Regions from separate parts of the Homo sapiens genome. Here region 1 is linked to region 2. The links are chromatin loops, found by intact Hi-C in ENCODE. Cell type or tissue: heart left ventricle. All regions are shown on one strand. Each heading gives the region's core, and the rest is flanking DNA. Links, peaks and the distances in the headings are about the cores only.

Evidence for each region. Peaks named below come from ENCODE experiments on the same cell type or tissue, not always from the same donor. Only the 100,000 strongest peaks of a DNase experiment are listed, where the experiment ranks them.
Region 1: a loop joins it to region 2, with 2.1 times the contacts of the local background. A loop is called at or near these places in 24 of 110 quality-filtered maps.

The regions. Positions count from the first base shown.
Region 1 is chr6:111,859,984-111,870,393 of GRCh38, reverse strand. The region is part of intron 1 of FYN (FYN proto-oncogene, Src family tyrosine kinase); the gene reads left to right. Among named protein-coding and RNA genes, the nearest start is that of FYN, 8.3 kb to the left of the region's middle. In heart left ventricle, for the core only: no CTCF peak of the experiment used is centred there; no DNase peak of the experiment used is centred there.
Region 2 is chr6:111,726,373-111,736,782 of GRCh38, reverse strand. All of the region lies in intron 3 of FYN (FYN proto-oncogene, Src family tyrosine kinase), which reads left to right. Among named protein-coding and RNA genes, the nearest start is that of TRAF3IP2, 130 kb to the right of the region's middle. RefSeq lists enhancers at 4,495-5,379, 5,380-6,266. In heart left ventricle, for the core only: a CTCF peak has its summit at 8,773; a DNase peak (open chromatin) is centred at 5,792; H3K27ac peaks cover 1,390 bases.

The sequences.
Region 1 (10,410 bases), core at 1,158-9,157, 130 kb before region 2:
TTGCTCATTTAATAGTCAAAAATTCATGTTTCTGGTCGGTAGGTGGCTTTCCTCCATGCAGTGACTCTGGGTCCCACACCCCTATCTTGTAGCTCCACCATCCCATAGCTTATCATCGTAACCTGTTTCAGTTTACAGAAGGGGCAACAGAGAGTAGACGGGGCACACCCACTTTTAAAATACCTTAGCCTGGAAGTGCCACCATCACTTCCTCTCACATTCTTTACTTGAGGGCTAGTTATATGGCCACATTTAATTGCAAGGGAGCCTGGGAAATGTAGTTTAGCCATGTGCTCAGAAAAAAGATACAGAATAAATGTATTTTTATTGAACAGCTTTGTCAAACACTGCCACTTATCAAGGCACATTCACTGCCCTCAAGAAACTTATAGGCTAATGGGAATTAAATAGAAACCTAGAGCGGACACCCGTCATTGCTTTTCTTTTGATTTTATAAGTTTAGATCTTTTCATCCTAAGCATGTTTCAAAAATCTTACTTTTTGTCATGTTTCAAATTTTATGTTTCAAATGTTGCCAATTCCTACTCAATAATCCCATGTGATACAATCATCTGATGCTTCCTGTGTTGACTTTGATGTGGTTCTTTTACTCCAAAAGCACCTTTCTTGGCTTCATTTTTCATCTGGTCATTCTGTAGACTCCCAAAGTTGCTAGGAGAGTCCTTAGAAATCACACTCCTTCTGGATGTTGCAGCTCACGCCTGTAATCCCAGCACTTTGGGAGGCTGAGGTGGGTGGATCACTTTAGCCCAAGAGTTTGTTATCAGCCTGGGCAACATAGTGAGACCTCGTCTCCACGAAAAATCTTTTAAAAACTATCCAGGCATGGTAGCATGCATCTGTGGTCCCAGCTACTCAAGAGGCTGAGGTGGGAGGATCACTTGAGCCTGGGAGGTAGAGACTGCAGTGAGCTGAGGTCATACCACTGTACTCTAGCCTGGGCTCCAGAGTGAGACCCTATCTCAAAAAGAAAAACAGAAATCACAGTCCCACTCCCTCTTAATTGGAAGAGGAAATTAATTAGCCTGAGAGGTGAAACTCCTTGCCCCAAGGCCTTGCAGCTTCTTAACGGAAGGGCAGGAGGCTCAGCCAGCCAGCTCTTCAGGCCCACATGGGTCTCCTCTGTCACTCAGCTGCCCTCTTTGTCTGTGAGTCTTGCATATTCCACGGAGGTTAAGTGAGCTTCCAAATCTCCATGAGCAGGGTTCTAGTGTTCTGGGTAGTCCCTGTTCTCCACAGGCTTCCAAATTGTTGGAGCAATTCCATTCATACCAGCCATCATAATTGTTAATGCACTTTTTTTTGCCATGAATACTTCATTATATTCATCTGTTCTGCAGACATTAGCCTAGTATGTTACTTTGTGCAAGGCACTGGGGAGATGAGGTCCTGGAAATGAATACTTCTGCTGTCCTTGCTTTTCAGAAGTTCACGGTCTACTAGAAGAGATAAAAATAATTAATAATTGTTAACATTTGTTGAGCATTTACTATATGCCAAGCACTGTTTAAGCTCCGATCTTAACAATAATAATATGAAGTGGTTTCACTTATAATCTCCGTTTTACAGATGGGAAATTGAAGCAAACTTTAGTAGCTTGTTAAGTAACTAATTCAAGATCATACAGCTACTAAGTGGTAGAGTCAGGATTCAGGTCCAATTAGTTTGGTTCCAAAGCCTTTGCCCTTAGCCACTAGGTAATATTCAAAATACTACATATAATGATGATATTAAAATACGTTATGTGCCATAAGGGAGGGTGACTGAAATGCTTTAGAAACTAAGACTTTTGGTTGATGAGAAATATAATTTTATAGCCAAATAGAAATACAATATTCATCCCTACCCTCCTTCCATTCAGACACTTATCTACTACTTACCTGGGAAATACAAAATTAAATTAAACAATGGTAAAGCAAGGCATGTCGATACTGGAAATAATTTTACTCTGTGTGATTATTTAAAGCTGGGTCTTTCTGTGGTACACAATTAGGTCTGTATAAGTTTATGAATTGTCTACATACTTACTCATTTAACAGCATTCATTCATTGCGTATTCTATTTGCCAGACAATTAATTCGATGGTTCAAGGCAAAAGAGATGTGATCCTGTCCCGAAGGAACTTACTTGCTAGTTTTGCAGAGCTATAAAGGAGTCTCTGACCAATGTTAGAAATGCTGGGATTTTAGGGGTCCATGTAGGATGGCAGAGAGTGTGCAGAATGGAGCATGAACCTGGAAAAGAGGTGGGCAAGTGGGATAGCCAAGCAGAGAAGGCTGGAAGAGGAGGGGTCTGAAGGCAAGATGAGTAGAGATGGCTAGGTGAGTGTTGTGGGAAGCTCCCTGTCCCAGAAAGAACAGCCCAGAGGGCGAATGCACAGACCTTTTGGGGAACTGCAGTTAGTTCAGGGCTGTTTGGAGTGGTACAGAGATGGACAAAGGGAAATGACAGAGCTGAAGGAGAAACTGAGAAAGATTCTTGTACGTACTTTATCCTGAGTGCCATTTAAGAGTTGTAAGTGGAGATGTGGCTTTGATGTGATTGTATTTTTATAAAGATCTGGCCACAGTATGGGCCTTTGACCGAGGGCAGGCAGAACTAATGCAGGGAAGGTAGTTATGGAAACTTAAATGAGTAGTAGATGAGGGTCTAAATGGAAGGAAAGGAGGTGCAGATGGAGCAAAAAAGAATTAGAGAGCAGTAGACAGGGTGTAGGGGTAGGTAGAAAAGAATTTCTCTGGGAAATTAGGTAGAGACAAGCAGTCCAATAAGGAAAGCAGGGGGCAGGTATCTAAGCGATGACTTTATCTTAAACACTTTAGACTTCCAGGTGTAGTAGCTCATAGGCAGGTAAATAGAGAGGTCTGGAGTGAGGGAAGAGGACTAGGTCTTTTTTTTTTTTTTTTTTTTTTTTCCCGAGACGGAGTTTCGCTCTTGTTGCCCAGGCTAGAGTGCAATGGCGTGATCTCAGCTCACTGCAACCTCCACCTCCCAGGTTCAAGCGATTCTCCTGCCTCAGCCTCCCGAGTAGCTGGGATTACAGGCACCCAACGCCACACCCGGCTAATTATTGGGGTTTCGCCACGTTGGCCAGGCTGGTCTCGAACTTCTGATTGCAGGGGATCTACCTACCTCAGCTTCCCAAAGTGCTGAGATAATAGGCATGAGCCACTGCTCCCAGCCAGGACTAGGTCTTGAATATAAATTCGTTAGCAAACAAATTACAAAAATTGAAGCCATGGATGTGGGTGAGGTCACCCAGGGAGAATGTGTGGAGTAGAAAGAGCAGAAAGGGCAGAGAGCAAGCCCAGGAACAGAGGAGGAGTCAGGCCCAGAATGGGAGAGGAGCCTGCGGAGTACTAGACCAGCTTCAGAGTTGAGCAACATAAAGAACAAAAAATGCAGTTGGATTTAGCACTGAAGATATCTGAACCTGCCCAAAGCAGCATCAGGAGAACTAGAGGGGGAGAAGTCTAGAAATCTGTTGCTCCCCAGCCAGGGTAAAAACACATATCAAAGCCTGTAGAACATACAACCATGAAGGACTCTTGCGGTTTTTCATGGGCACAGGCCATGGAATCTTAGAGATCATGTAGTCAACATGTTCATTTTACTCGTGAGGAAAAATGAAGTTAAATGAAGAGGTTAAGCAACTTGTCCAAGATGGCAAAGTCACCAGGTTTCACACCTCTCAGCCCAGGTGTGTGGTGTGGTTAAGAGCATGGGGTTGGGGCCGGGCACGGGGGCTCACGCCTGTAATCCCAGCACTTTGGGAAGCCAAGGCAGGTGGATCACCTGAGGTCAGGAGTTCAAGACCAGCCTGGCCAACACGGCGAAACCTTGTCTCTACTAAAAATACAAAAATTAGCCCGGTGTGGTGGCACAGGCCTGTAATCCCAGCTACTTGGGAGCCTGAGGCAGGCGAATCGCTTGAGCCTGGGAGGCAGAGGTTGCAGTGAGCTGAGATTGTGCCACTGCATTCCATCCTGGGCGAGAGAGTGAGGCTCTGTCTCAAAACAAAAGAAAACAAAACAAAAGCATGAGGTTGGGGTAGGGTCCGGGTTTGACCCTTTCCAGCTGTGTGGGCTGGGCCAAGTTACCTGGTCTCTCTGTGACTCCTTTTCTTCATCTTTAAATGGAGATAGTAGTTCCTGCCTCAGAGGGTTGCTGTGAGGATTCAGTGAGTTAATACATGTCAAATATTCAGAACAGTGTCCTACACATAGGAAAAGCTATGTGTTTGCTGCTGTTGTTAATCCATATGTATGTGTGTATGTGTATATATACACATATGACATACATGCTTTAGGGAAGGGATGATGACAATATATTGTGTGTATGTAAGGAAACTTTGAATATTTTAGAAAGAGATTTGGGTGATTGTCGGTTCTGAATCAAAAATTGTTAGAAAAGTTGGGAAATTTACTTACATGGTATGATTGAAAACAGCATTTTTAGTAAGAAATGCAGCACCTTCATTCTTGAGAACGGAAAACATGAAAGCATTCTGACGTTAACCCTGTAAAAGGGTTTCTTTTAGTCAGATAACCAGAATTTTAACCTATTTACAATGGAAATCCCTCGAGTTTGACTTCAGAATGTCATTGTGACTTTTCTAAAGGTAGAATGAACTATAAAGTAAGAAAAAACTATGGGTTATGACTTTCACACATTTGGCTCCTATGAAAAAAGAGTGATTTGTGTTATTTAGAGGACTATAATAATTTTTTTAGTGTTTCTAGTTGAGCAAATCTAATTTTTAGCTACTAAAACACATGAGAAGCCTGAATGGTATTATCCAAATGGACTTGGGTGACATGCAATATAGACAACTTAGGAATAAGTGACACTGTGGACTTGATTAGAACGCAGTAATCCTGGAAGAATATAAATTGAATTGGATTTATGGTCTAATAAAAACGTGGGAGGAAAAGATAATGCTTACTGACTCATGAAACTTTAACAATGTTTGTAAGACTCCGAGTTGTTGTAATATTTGGTTGAGAGCGCTTTCCCATTTGTCTCAGCCTGCTTCCAGAACAGCCTGCTGTGCACCTCCGTCTGGAAGTGAAGCCTGACTTGGGTCTCCTTCTTGGGTATACTTAGGAAGCAGAGATCATCACATACTCTGCCCTTGTAAACCCATGACCTCGAGCAGCACTTGGTTGGTTTAGGCAAATATGTATTGAGTACCTATTAACTGTAAGAGTTTGGGGGAGAAAAAAGTACCATGGGAAAGTCCTAGCTCATTGCTTATTTGCACTCAGAAAGCTTTTTTAGAGGACTACTTGTTTCTGGCCTTGTATTCTCCTTTCTGTGATACTGCAAAAAAGTAGAGAGCATACCACAGCTACCTACTCCTCCCTGAATACACCATAGAAATAATAGCACCTGCCATTTTATTGAACTCGGAGGCATGTGTTAGGTGCTTACATACAGTCATGTACTTAATCATAGCAACTCTAGGAGGCATGTATTATTATACCCATTAGTCAAATGGGGAGACTGAAGCTCAGAGAGGCAAATGGCTCATGGTCACACAGCTAATAACTAGTGAAGCCAGGTCTGTGTGACTGCTAAACTCTTTCCTGCTTTTGCTCCAGAGCTGTGGTTCCTCATTCCCTGCCTCCTTGCCTTTGCTTTGCAGTTACTTCTGTGTCCTGTGTTGCAGGATGCAGAGGCACCTTTACCCACCGTGGAAGTCTCACCCTTTCTGATGACTCCCCTCAAAACCTACTGCCTCTTGAGAAGCCCTCCCATCTCTCTTACCTCTGGGCTCCCAGAGCACCTGATTACCACCTCATCATCATCCTCATCATAGCCTGATTCGTAAGGCTGAGGGAACCAGCTGGGTAGGACAGTGGGGCAGGCACTGGCCTTTCCCACCGACTTGTGAGCTCTTTGGAAGTCAGGGACTCTATTTTATGATTGATTTGTCAACATAACACCCAGCACAATTCTAGGAGGTACTACCATTATTATCCCATTTAAAAGATGGAAAAACTGAGTCACAGAGGCTAAGTGATTTAGTCAGCGTCACAGAGTAAGTGACAGAGCTGGGATCTGAACACAGCAGTCTGGCTCCAACATCTATGTTCTTCACACTAAATTTGCGCCATCTCTTTAATGAGATTGTAAACTGTGAGGGTGGAGGTGGTGCCCAGCAGCTCCCAGCCTAGTATCTCACAGACTCTGCACAGTAAACATCAGCCCTTTTGTTCTCCTGTCCACCCCAGCAGAGTGACAAACAGAATATATTGAACCAGGTCTTATCGCATAATAAGAAAAGAGCACAAATATGCTGAAGATCTCATAGAATGCATATCCCCAGGCCTCATTTGGATTCAGTGGGTATGGGCCAGGCAGGGCTGAACGCTTCTCATCTTTTCTGTATCTGGGAACAACAGTGAGAAGGGAAGAGTCAGCAGGCAGCTCTGGAAGACAAGGAAGGAAGCAAACATAGGGAGTCCCAACTAGAGTAGTGGGAGCAGGCGGAGAAGTGGTAGAAACCATCAGTCAGCAAGAGTCAGAGAGTGCCGAAGCTTGAGAGGGGCCCGGGATCATAAATCCGCACAGAAAGACCTCTTAACTTGTAATTTAAAGGTTTCTAAGTACCTGTGCCTTTTGAATATGCTGGTGGGATTTTATCTGATGAAGTCAAACACTTTCATTTTCTTCAGAGCTTCCATCTTTGAGGTATCCAAAAATAGTAGGCTTTTCATGGAGTTGTATAAGGATTCCATCTGCTTTATATTGAAAAGTAGGGCTTTAATGGAAAATTAAAAATGAGCCAGATCTCCTTTCCCACAACAAAGCCCAGGGCACTTTTCCCAATCCTTTCTTCTTTTAATCCCCAGAAAGTTACTGAATCTGTATTTCTGTGAAATCCTGCCCAATTTAAATTCTACTGAAAAGGCAAATAAACACCAACAACTTCATTTCCACACAAATGTCATGTCTATTTAGAAGCAATAACAATTTCAAATGTTGTCACTTGTGAAATTTGATTTTTGTTTTAATTTTATTTTTTTGTTATTCTAGAGATTGTGTGATGTATTGCCTGTACCTAGGCACATACATGCACATAAGGATATTTTAAGAAGCGCTGATTTCTGTTAATGGTTTCTCTAGTTGCTGTCTGAGTTTGAAGGGTATCACCTTTTATTGTCTAGTTTGGCTTCACTCTCATATTTCCTAGATTGAGTGAGGAGGTATTGATCCATGTCACTGTGGATGTGCCGGCTAATGTAGATACTGGTTCTTGGATCCTGTCCCTTTACTAAACAGCCCAGTGAATGGAGGCAGAATGACCAGGTTCCTTAGCCTGGCCTTCAGTGCCTTCTGTAGTATCTACGTTCTTCCTTAGTCATCCTGGCTCACCTCATTTAGCAGATGCTAATGCTTGGTTAGCCAGAAGCCCATTACCATCTCGTTAATTGGCAATATGGCTCCGGCCTTTGTTTTCCTTTCCCGGAATCCCCCGTCCTTCCCTTTCCTTAGAATTCTACTCACCTGTCTAGGCCCAGCTGGAATCCCAACTCTCAAAAGCTTCCCCCAATCTCTTTATTCTCTTGCATTGAACACTTGTATCTCTCAATTGCCTCCTAATAAGTGATGCCTGACATTGTTAGTTAAATTCAATATGAGAAATTCAGGGTTTGGAAGGTTTTTACAACTTGCCCAAGTTGGTACATCCGGTTACTACTTTAGCTTAGACTAGAATCCAGTTCTCCTAGACATACTTGGCCCCACATATGCCGCTCCCCTTTTTGACTGTCCACCTAAGGCACGTAGCACACTGTCATTCACAGTGTGGATACTCAGCAATGTTCATTTAGACAGGCCCGGGGTAAGGCACTGGAACATGCAGCTGGCTTTCTGGGCATCTGCGCTATGAGGCTGGCTTCTTTTTGGACATTGAGCTTCTGTATTTTCTGGTGGCACAAGATTTACTCCCTACTGACCCACAACACAGTTTGGGTTCATTAACTGTCCTAGACTGCTTTAGAAACCACCATTTCATTTTGAGAATGATATGTGTTTGAAGATTTTTTGTTTGTAATCTTGAGCTTTTTGTTAAAAATTTAGGGTGATTGGGGAAATAGTTACTCCTTTGCCCTCTGCCATCAGGTTTTCATCCATAAGATTTTCACTAAAAAAGAAAGGAAATGACATCCAAGAGCAGAGAGAAAATGCAGAATTCTTCAAAATCTAGAGGAAATTGGAGGAATACAGTAATAAATGATGGGCGAGAGAACAATAGCCAAATGGACTGCCAGTATTGTTGGGCCTGAAAGTATTATGTACCTACCCACACCTGGACCTCACAAAGCAACATTTAACTGAGTGCCTCTGCCATGTATAGCCCAATTTTGGCTGTGGAAGTGCCTTCCTCTCCATGCATTGATTTTGTTTACTTTGTAGTAGAATCTCCTTAGCATAGGAAGAGGGTTCTGTCCCAGACTAAGGCTCTACGAAGTAATGATTTAACTCTACAGCTCAGCTATAGCCTTTGTTTGTATATCCTTCAAAAGAATGATTGAAAACAAGCTTTATAAAATGTTTTCCATGGTCATGGGGAGGGACCCCTGGAGTCATTTCTATAACGAAACTCAAAACAGCACAACAGGCAGTGTTGGTCTGCATTCATGAAGAGCCTTCTCAGCTGCCTGTGAGAGCTCGCTGTGATTCCTCGTTAATGGCTTCCCCTGCCTAGTCCTCTCCTGGATGCCAGGTTTAATGTATCTGGGATAGAGAGCAATAAGAACACTTTCTGTGGATGTAGGCCAACTGCTGCAGCTGAAAGGGGGAGGGGAGGTACCTGGTGCTTTACTGTTGTTTGAAATGCTATTGTGATCTTCGAGAAGCAGTGGTGGATTTTTTTTCCTTGCTTAACCATACGCCGTCTATTATTTAAGTGCTTTTTCTGCCACCTCCCCGCTACCACAACTACCACCTTAAATGTGGGAGATCACATGGCACTTTGACAAAATGTACTATCCCCTTTGCTGGCATATAATGTTACCACTTCATGTATTTATTCATTCTGCTCATGTCTACCCTCTTTTGTACACATCAGCGTCAATATTGTCCATTTTCAGTAGCAAGTTTCTAGAAGGCTGAGAGTGAACCTTGTTTAATTTGCCTTGTGCTGCGTGATACTACACTGTGCATTTATTAAATGCTCATTGGTTCTGATTCTAAGCTTCCAAGTTGGGAGGTTTTACATATGTTTTCAGTACTTCTAGAATGAGATGCGTCTTAAGTAACTTTTCTTCATGCAGGTGATACATTGGGTCCTCTGCACTGATGGATCCTTGGAGTCATGGTTTAGAATCCAGATTTTGGTTGCATGTTTTAGATTCCCCCTTATGTTCTGCCTCCTTGGGTGAAAATGCAATAGCCCTACTTCTAATCTTGCCTCTCCGTTAGGGCCAAAGCATAGATAATGTGCCATACCTCACACTTCTTTTCATGTAAGTGTGGTTGACCATGTAATTCCCATAGTCATTATTCAACAGATTCTTGATTTCAGACTGCCAAGTGTTAGAGGTTGTTCTCTTGGAGGTTGAGAATTACTCAGTGAAGACTAGTGAGGATGAGGAGTGTCTGGGAAGAATCTGGAAGGACTGTGGTAGAATGAACAGAACCAGATGCCTCTATGGGTGCCAGCAGCTCCTGGGAAAGGGACAGGTTCTGGTTAATTTATTTGTTAAGTATGATCCAAGAGGGATTGGCACTTAAAAAACTGCAACCCTAAACATTATTTGATTGTACCCCAGTCCAACATGCCATGTGGGGAAGAGTCCCTAATCTGGGGTGCCCAAGGCAAGCCCTACTGCTTTCCCTGATCCTCACATCTCTAGCTGTGACAGAGGTTCTGTTTCCAGGGAATGAATCACCCTGGCCCCCATCCCCAGAACAGGGCTTCCTTCCACACACTTGAGATCCAGAACTGCTGCTGCTGGAAGATTCCTGCTCTGTGCTGCCCACCAAAACACCCATGGGGTTTTCAGTCTAGCCCATGGTTGAGCTAGAACATGCAGGAATGATCCACTGAAGAGGGAGGTGTTGGTTAGGCAGGAGCGAGAAGGAACGATGGATGGAAGATTGGTGAAGAGTTGGTGGAGATGAGATCTTAATTAAGTTAGACCTTTTACTGGTTTCCCGGGACTGCCATAACAAATTCCCACAAACTCGGCTTAACACAAGAGAACATTTTCTGTCATAGTCCTGGAGGCCCAAAATCAGAAACCAGGCTCTCAGCAGGGTTTATTTCTTATGGAGTCCCTGAAGGAGATTCTGTCCCAGGCTTCTCTGTGGCTGCCGGCAAACCTTGGCTTTCCTTGGCTTTGTAGGCATGTCACTACAATCTCTGCCTCCATCTTC
Region 2 (10,410 bases), core at 1,690-9,689:
ATTTAGTGCGTCCAGATTAAGGAATAAACCTGGTGGAACGGTGAATACTCAGAATGTGTAGGCTGGTTGTACACAGGACCATTTTGTTTCACTTGGGCTGGAAATCAGCATGTCGAGTCAGCTTTTGTCACAAAGAATTATGGCAGAGCTGTTTCCTGGGCTTATTTCATGTGTGTACCATCATTACTTGCTGGGTCAGTTTGGGTTGTATTGAGCCAGAACTGGGGCAGGGCATGAAGCCACCCTTGGGCCATCATTACCTGGAATCTTCTAAGGCAGCTCCATCGGAGCTCTCAGGGACAGGCCAGTTCTGCTTAGTGCTGGGACAAAGTGCTTCTGCCAGAGCTGCCGATTGATGACTCTTGCTGGTGGATGAGCAAGAGTTTACATCCTCTGACTGTTCTAAGCCTGTATATGTGAGTAGAGCTGTCATTGCTGAAAAAATAAGCTGCCTTCTAGCCCAAAGAATGTGTTAATATTATATTTTTTATGCAAAACTGAAGTGTAACTGCCACTTCTGCATCATGATAAAGACATTCGTATTTGACTTGACAGAGCAAACCCCTCCACAGCTGGAGGAGAACAGTGGTGATCCCCTGTGACCTCACATTCATCTGCACCTCTAACCCTAGCCACTCCTTCAGGATCCTCTTGTGACACCGGTCTGTTGTTGGATTCTACTTGTTACATGCCCTTTTCAGTGGGCATTCCTGTCTTTCTTCTGATGACCTGCATTGCAGATGTCTATCTGTGGTGTTACCTGTCCTCATCATGTTTAGGCAGCCACTTACACAACTGTGCAAGCCTATTTCTCACTCCTACCAGCCCCAAAAGATATGAAGTGTTTTGTGTGCCAGGGCTCTCAGATAATGTCACTTATATAGTTCCAAAGTAGATCACCTCTGCAGCCATTTATGGTTTCAGATCTTTATTCTCACATGTAACAAAAGCTACGGCTTTGCCACAGTTGGGGATGATTTGTGAGGTATGAATTATGAATAGACAGGTAGCTAGAATGGATAGAGTCATTGGTCCACTTAGGAAGTCATAGCTTACTTAGATACCTCCCTGTCCAGCCACTTGCATGCAGTCTCTTTCTACCCTTGCCTTCTTGATCTGGCACCCCCCCATGCTTCTCTTTTCTCCCCAGCTTCAGTATGTGTCTATCAAGACCCAGTTTCACTCCTGCTTAATACTGGATAAGTATCAGTTGTATAATGTGCAAATGCTTTTGCTTATAGGTCTCAGATTTAGCCAGATCTGGGTTAAAATGCAGTTAAACCTAGCACTGAGGCCTTAGGCAAATAACTTTACCTCCCTTCATTGATGATGATGATAATACCCAGCACAGGATGTTGATGGATCAAAGGTCATTTGCATATTGCACCTAGGAAAGCTTTAGGCACCATAGTGAGGGCTCAGTAGAATGGACTCATAGTTGTTTAAGATTTGGCTTCTGACTGCTTCTCAAGCTCAGCCACTTACCCAGCTACACATTTCAATCCCATTAAACTATAAGCTCCTTTTGAGCAGGGAGCCTGTCTTCTTCAGCCTTAGCACCCAAAGCCTCGAAATATGCTTGGCACATATTTGAATGCTCCATAAATATGGCCATAAATCAAATAAGCCGTAAGAACACTTACGGTTCTTTGAGGGTATCATGGTGTTCCACACCTCTGTGCCCTCAGATATGCTATTCCCTTGCCTGCAGTGCCCATCTCCTCCCTGCCTGGGCTAATATCCAGTCACTTTCTCAATTGCTGACCTGGATGAATTAGAACTCCCTCTGTGTCCCCTCTCCAACCTGAGTCCCTCGATTTACTTGTCTGTCTCCCTCTTAAGTATATATTAGCTCCCTGAGGACAGAGGCCATGTGTACTTGACTTTATACCGGCAGCCCTTAGCACAGTGCCTGTCACATAAAGGGGATCAAAATATGCTTGTTGAATAAAGGCTAGAGCTGGGGCTGAATATAAATAAAAGGGTATGTGCAGAGAAACAAAAATGCAAAGGAAATGAAACAGTTGAAAACTGGTGATTTGTTACTATGGTGATTTCGGAGTAACTTTTGTTTGGGGTAGGGGGGGTCGTTTCTTCATTCTTGTTATTGTTTTCTTCTAACTTCATCTCCAGCAGCTCAGAAGGAGAACAGCTGTACCTAGCAACCCTGTAGGGTAGAGCCAGAGAGAAGTGGAGCCTCCCTGTGATGAGGGAGGAGGGTCAAGACCACAGCATGTCATGAATGCCAGAGTTGGTTGAGCCAGATCATAAGTTGTTCTTCATTTTAGCAACAAAGGAAAGTGGAGGACATAGGTCTTCTGAAAACTGTAGTAAGAAAGAGTACTTTAAACCATAGGGCAAAAAATTAAATAAAAACTGTAGGACACAGCAATGCCTAGCTCTTCTCACATCATTAAAACTCTCATAATGTACCTTCTCAAGGCTCTGGCACAGCAGGGGTCATCTGAGCATTTAGAGCCAAACCTGAGCACTTGGTCAGGTCATTCCATGAGTCCTCATAATTCCTGAGGTTCAGCTGAGGGCCAAGAGCTGCCTGTCTGTCTGTGGACTCAGTGGTTCTGCTCAATGTGTGCAAAAGGTCTTTGGGCTCCTTCAGCATTGGTGTGAACCCTGGAGGGCTCCTTGTTGAAGCTCACATTTTTTTGTTTGTTTGTTTGTTTGTTTTTTGTTTGTTTGAGACAGGGTCTCACTCTGTCACCCAGGCTGGAGTGTAGTAGCACGAACATGGCTCATTGCAACTTCAATATCCCGGGCTCAAGTGATCCTCCCGCCCCAGCCCCCCAAGTAACTGAGACTACAGGCACATACCACCATGCCTGGCTAATGTTTGTATATTTGTAGAGATGGGGTTTCTCCATGTTGCCCAGGCTGGTCTCCAATTCCTGGCTTCAAGTATTCCGCCCACCTCAGCCTCCCAAAGTGCTGGGATTACAGGCATGAGCCACCGTGCCTGGCTTGGAAGCCCACTTTGCTCCACTGATGAGGGAACTGGACTTCAGAACTTCAGAGTGACACGCTTTGTGCCACGGGGCTACTCAGCAGCCTGGTTCCAGGCTAATGCACTGATGAGGAAACTGGGCTCCAGAACTTCAGAGTGACACGCTCTGTACCACAGGGCTACTCAGCAACCTGGTTCTGGGCTAATGCACTGATGAGGAAACTGGGCTCCAGAACTTCAGAGTGATACGCTCTGTGCCACAGGGCTACTCAGCATCCTGGTTCTGGGCTAATGCACTGCTTACAGACCTTCTCTAAAACAGAAGACTTAATTCCAGACTAAGATGTCCCGGAGACTTGGGAACAAATGCTAAGCTGGACTTAGAAAATGGCTAGGAGCAGAGCACGCTTCTCAAAAAACAGCATGGTGTAGTAGGTAGAAGATGCAAGCGTATTAGATCTAGATTCATGTCCAGGTCCCACGGCCTGAGTAACTCTGGGAAAGTTACTCCAATTCTGTGGGCCCAAGGTTCCTTGACTGTAAAATATACTTGTAAGGTTGCTCTGAGGATTAAATGAGATAGCATATGTAAAAGGTCAAGCAGAAAATAAGTTCTCAAAAAGTGGTAGGCATTGTTATTGTTACTGTTGTTGTTATCCTACTAACTTGCCTTAATTCAAGTTTAACTGTTTGTGTCAAAGGTAATCAGAAGTTCTTATTGGTTCTCGGGAGTGGGGAGACACGTGGCCCACACAGCCACCCTTTGACCTCTGTATTAGATTCACTTCCTCCGTGTGTTGCTGCAGACTCCCTGTTATAACAAAGATCCCACTGCATGCCCTCCCCCATCTCCTCCCAAAGAAGCAGTGGCCCACACAAGATCAATATTCATGCCTCTCGTGTTGGGGTCAGTGGTGGGTGCTTTCGGGTAGACGAGCAGCTGTGCTCCGTGAAGCTGTCCGGGGCCCAGGTTCCTTCCATCCTGTGGTCCTGCTGTTCCCTGTTGGGTTGCCATTGTCTGTCTGTTGAAGCCAGTTCACCAGCACCACACCCACTTCCCAGCCCACAGGAAGCAGGAAGGAAAGTGGAGGACGACCAGCTCCCTTTTGAAGGATTCAGGAGTTGAATATATTATACCCAGTCACAAGGAGTTGACTAGAATTAAGTGATCTGGCCACACCTAGCTGCAAGAGAGTCTGAGAATGCAGTCTTCAGCTGCAAAGCCAGAGGCTCACTAAAGCTATTATGATGGAGGAGGGTGGGGTGGATTTGGTGGGACAGCGAGGGGATAGCAGGCAGCCTGCACACCCTTCACCTGCCTTCACCCGCCTTCACCCTCCACCGCTCGCTTACTTTCAGTGACGTGGATTTGGGCTGCAAGATTGCCAAGGCCGTGTCCCTTTAGACCCAGGGCAACCCTGCCTGATACCAGAATCCTGCAAGCACCTAGGAAAAAGGGAAGATTAACTGCTGTGCCATTTTTAAGGAGTGAACTTAAGGTTTAATCACTCTGTAGGACAACAGTATAAAAAAACATTGTATTCTCTACCTCATTCATAGGCCAAGTGAAAAGTCACTATTAAATTGCTTCACCATAACTTTTACAAGCAGTAGTGTTCGCAGAATGTATGCTGGTATGTAAACCCAGTGTTACCTTTTTTGGATTTGTTAAGAAAAATCTGACTGGGTTTCCATCAGGTGTTAAGTAGGTCATCCACAAGTGGTCTAGCCCATGTAGCACATGTTCCTCCCACACAGAGTGGCCACAGCTTGTCATCCCAAATACTGTTTTTTGTGTGCTGCTGGGGAAAGCATCACTACCTTCTGGTGGTTCCACATTCTCTTCCTCTTACTGATGTTCCTCCTTTAATTTCCTCTGTGTCTCTCTTGGCACTCAATTTGCATTCATAAATGCAGACCTCTAGTGAAAACTTTACTGAGACACGCACGACATATTCAACCACCCTGGGCTCACCCAGGGTGAGGAAACCAACATCAGGGAAGGCAGAGACCATCCTCCTTTCCTTCAGGCAATAAAGTGTAGGAGGAGGCTGGCTGGAGTCTGCCTCTCTGCTCCTTTTGTTCCCGTCCTCCTGAGCCATTCTGTCCCCATAGAGGCCGTGGAATTAGATAGACTATGCTTTCTGACTGGCTACTTTATCTGCATTCACACCAAAACAGCTGCAAGAAGCTTTGAAATTCTACACCACGGCAGGGGATGCAAAAGTTATCCCTGCTGTTGTTGCTGATTTCTGGCAGCCTGAATAAAGTGCCAACACAAAGACCCAGGGGCCGGGGGACTGGGCTTCATGTTATTCTTCAAAGGAAAGACACCAGCCTCTGCCCCAAAAACACAGTGCAAGTGGCCTCACAGCCAAATTCTCAGGCTGGTAGATTTAGATTGGGCTGTGACTTCATAACCAGATAAATGATCAGCGAAAATGGGAGACATGGAGACCACAAGCACCGTGCTATCAGCTCAAAGGCAAAAGAAGTCAAATCTCCTTCTTCAAAGTCCTTTCTGTGTCTTTAAAGGAATTGGATCTTCTTGACTGGAACTAGTGAATTAAAGAAAGAGAAAAAGAATGCACTGTTTTTGAAAGGATGAGGCCACATTTGCAGAATCATCTGGCGAGGAACCTCTATAGAGACTGGGAAGATTGGCAGGGCGGGTTTTGTTCGGCCTTGGAGAGTGAACCTCCTCGGCTTTCATTCTCAGCGGTCCTCGTACTTGGGGAGGGGGCATTGATGACGCCTATTCAAACAGCCGCTTTGTGCTAATGTGTTTTCTTGTGGCTCTGCCAGGTGACACCCTGACCCTTGGGCCCTCGGCCAGTTCTGCCACCACTGTTCCTTAAACAGGCGCAGCCCAGAAAGCTAGGCTCTGCCACTGTGGCCCAGATGTGACACTGACCTTCCTGTTTCTCTTTGCTGGTCATGAATAGAAGCCCACGTTTTTGTTTTTCTTTTCTCTTTTTCTCTGGTTGATTGTTTTTATAGAATGAGGGTAAGGAGGGTAGGAAGATACTTGATTGGATATCAACATCAGGAAGAAACATCTCTTCTGTGCCTAGTGTTTCTGAAAATTTTCAGGTCACATGAACCAGTGTTGCCTACTGTTCTGTGCCCTGCTTGGATTGCCCCAGGTTCTAGGGGCAGTGGCTCAAAGTCAAAGCATTAAAATGCCCAGCTCAGTGTCCCAACAGGAAAGGGTGAAGGCAACAAGAGCGAGGGCAGGCCCCCTTCCCTCTCCCACCAATTGGCATCCAAAGAACAAAAGTGCTTTGTTTCATCCTCTCCACCTTCCTAGAGCCAAGCCCATGCGTGGTCTTCATGACCTCACTCACAGAGAGCTCCTACAGACACCTCAGGAATCAGATTGCCTTGGTTAGGTGCCAAGGTAGACTTGAGTGAGTACCGTCATTCTGAATTTAGTGGGTGTCCCCAAGTACCTAGGATGTGTGGCCCAAAGGGTCTCAAAACCCCACTAATCCAGCCACCCTGCTTTTGGTTCGGTTATCCCAGATTCCACACTTGTCCCCTACAGGATCCTCTGCATGTGGCTTTGCCTTTTTCGTGCCCTTAATTAGATATCTATGGCTGTTCATTGCTGTGCACTCACCGCCCACTCCCAGCACTGCGCCTCACTGCTTACTTTCCAGCACAGATTAGTTAAGAGCACACGCTCAGCAGGCTCACTGTCCATTGGTACCTTTCACCCTTCACACCTTCTAGAAGGAGTTGCCTCTCAACAGGCTTTGGAATCAGTCAGTCTCTCCCTCTTAATTTTTCAGTTGACAAAGTATACTTCATCAATGTGTAGTTGTTTCAACTTACATACAAATTCAATCAGTAACTGATAATATTAAAGGGAACTTTCTTATAGAAAAATAAAGGTGATTTATTCTCATTATAAAAAAAGTACATTCTTGGTATAGACAAATCTGAGAAAAAAGACACAGAGAGCAAAGAAAGAACAGTTGCCCATAGTGTTATCATCTGCACACCACCATAATCTCAGCATGTTTCCTTCCAAAGAGTTTTCTAGGCATTTGTTATATAGTTGCAATCATGTGATCCTTCCTAATATAACATGAACATCTTTCCATATTGCTGATAATTTCAGTAAATGTAAGTTTTAATTTCTGCTTAACTTGTCTTTATGGGCATACCTTACAATTTACTTTAGCCATTGCCCTCATGCTAAACAACTAACAAGTTTTCTAATTTTTCAAATGATAAATAATACTTCATAGAACCTCTTCATGTCATTTTTTTAAAAGGCGTGTCTTTAGCACACATTTACAGGTTAAAGGACATGCCACCCCCGACCCCCTTTTTTTTTTTTTTTGAGGCAGTCTCACTCTGTCACCCAGGCTGGAGTGCAGTGGCGCCATCTCAGCTCACTGCAAACCTCTGCTTTCCTGGTTCAAGCGATTCTCATGCCTCAGCCACTCGAGTAGCTAGGTTTACAGGTGCCTGCCACCACACCCATCTAATTTTTGTATTTTTAGTAGAGTTGGGGTTTCACTATGTTGGCTAGGCTGGTCTTGAACTCCTGGCCTCAAGTGATCCACCCACTTCAGCCTCCCAAAGTGCTGGAATTACAGGTGTGAACCACCACACCTGGCCGAGTATGCCCATTTTTAAGAATTTTTTATATTGCCAAATTGGTTTACCAAATGGTTTTACACTGATTTCTGGTCTTCTATCAGCAATGTAAGAGAGTCATATTCATTTCAAGGAAACTTCATCACTATTGAGTATACTTATTTTTTTAATGTGTGAATTTAGAAGTGATACATAGTATCTCACTAATCTAAATTGTATTTCTCTGATTACTACCAAAGGCAATATTCTCCCATATGTTTCACAAATTGTTTTTCCTTTTTTTGTTGCCAATATATGTTTCTGTTTCCTAAACTTAGAGTTTCTCTTATCTGTATAAATTTCTTATATATTGAAATATTAATCTAAGAGAGTTGAAAACATATCTCCACAGAAAAACTTGAGCATGAATGTTTGTTGCAGTATTATTCATAAGAGCCAAAACGTAAAAACCCAAATGTCCATCAGTTGATGAATAGATAAACAACATCTGGTATATCCATACAGTAGAATATCTTTTAGCCATAAAAAGGAATGAAGTACTAATACATGTTACATGAATGAACCTGGAGAACATTATACCAAGCAAAGGAAGCCAATCACAAAAGACCACATATGATGTGACTCTGTTGATATGAAATGTCAAGAATAGGCAAATCCATAGAGACAGAAATTAGATTCGTGGTTGCCAGGGGCTGGGGAGAGAAGGGAGTGGGTAGCGATTGCTTAATGGGCATGGGTTTCTTTCTGGAGCAATGAAAATGTTCTGGAATTAGATAATGGAAATGGTCTCCTTTGTAAATGTACTAAAAACCATTGGACTGTGTGCTTCAAGAGGGTGAATTTTATGGTATATGAATTATATCTCACTTTAAATGAAATTTTAAAAATATTAACTACAAGGGGCTTTTCTATGGTCCAAAAAGGCTTGCGGGCAGGGGGTGGAGCCTGAAAAAACTTTACAACCTGTGCTCTAATTCTTTCTGAAACCTTTGGCATAGATGGGGTTAAAACATATCATCCTTGTTTTCATCACCATTTCACTCTTGTCTTAACCCTGAGATCCAGAGCAAAATGAATTTAAGAAGAAAATGTTCTTACTCTTTTCTTGGAGCCTTTCCATGGTTTGGTGTTAAAGCCTCATTTGGCCATTTAGGTTTGGGACTGGTTCCAGCATTCAGTTGACTGCAGTCTTAAATCTCACCACTGGGGTCTGATGCTTCCATTTCTCTTTTATTGAGCGCTTTTGAGTCTTCGGGCTCGAGAAATGGAAGGCTATGCAGAAAGGAAAGAACATGTTTGTTGCAGGGATGTGAGCAGCTGCCTCTTAGCCTGGGGGCCATTTGAACAAGAAAAGCCAGAGATGGGGACCCACAAAAATATTCTAGGTGCCAGCAGTATGGCTTATTCTTAAAGTAACATGACATTTTTAAGAGTGATTTATATTACTTTGGTTCCCTTGCTGTGCGGTATGAGAGAAGGTTGATCCTCTTCCCCCTCCAGAGAACCTTTGCAAAGTCATGCGTAAATGATCGAATGGGTTCAACTCCACTTATTTCTGAAGCAAAGCTTGGGTTTGATTTTTAAGTAGGCTCTGTTCTCCCATGATTGCATGTGGCTAGTGTCTGCATTGTGTATATTCCCACTTTTACATCTATCTTCTCACCTCAGAGACTGTAATATTTTAATACTTGCATTTGGCGAGGGGCTCTCCCTCACAGGCTTCACCAAGAGTAGAAAGCTGTTATTTTGTGCTTGGTGGAGGCATTATATGTGTATCTCAGTTTATGCAGTAAATATGTTCCAGAAAGTTTTGCCTGTAAAGCAAATCATATTTTAAGTGCAATAGGAAAGCTGATTTTTATACCAAGGAAACCAGTGCCAACTCCTTCATGGTACTTATGAATACCCTTGCCATGACTAGGAAAGATGAGGAAATTAAGGGCTGCTTCAGTGTCATCGGCCCAAATAGTCATTAATATGCCAAACCGCACGAAGGAAGATGGTGACTCACTGCACCTAGTATGGTCCAGCATCTCTACAGAATCCACTGTCTTGGGGGAATGGAATGTGCATTGGGGATGGAGGTGAGACCTAGTCCCTGAAATCAGTGCCTCCGTTAGTAATGTATACTAGTCCATTCTCACACTGCTGTGAAGAAATACCTGAGACCGGGTAATTTATAAAGGAAAGAGGTTTAATTGACTTGCAGTTCCGCATTGCTGGGAAGGCCTCAGGAAGCTTACAATTATGGCAGAAGGCAAAGGAGAAGCAGGCACCTTCTTCACAGGGCGGCAGGACGGAGTAAGTGCAAGCAGTGGAAATGCCAGATGCTTATAAAACCAACCATCAGATCTCATGAGAACTCACTCACTATCACGAGAACAGCATGAGGGAACTGCCCCCATAATTCGATTACCTCCACCTGGTCCTGCCCTTGACACATGGAGATTATAGGGATTACAATTTGAGGTGAGATTTGGCTGGGGACACAACCAAACCATATCATAATGTGTGAGATATTGAGCTCTGTGGAACCAATTCTTCCCTATAGGATTTTTCCCTCAACACCTCCAGCCCTCACACCCACACCCTTGCATGGACTGGCCAGGATTCCATGGTCAGGAAATAGCTCTAGTATAGAGACTCTGTGTGTTGGCCATGGAATCAGGCTATCTGGTTTCAAATCCCATCTCTATGACTGACATAGCTGTGGACAAATTCCCCAACCCCTCTTTTCCTCCCTTGTAAAGTGTGGGGAAATAGTAATACCTGTGTTTTAGAGTTGTTACTAGATTTTAATGGGACAGCATTTTGCAGAGTCCAGCCTGCACCTAGGCTAC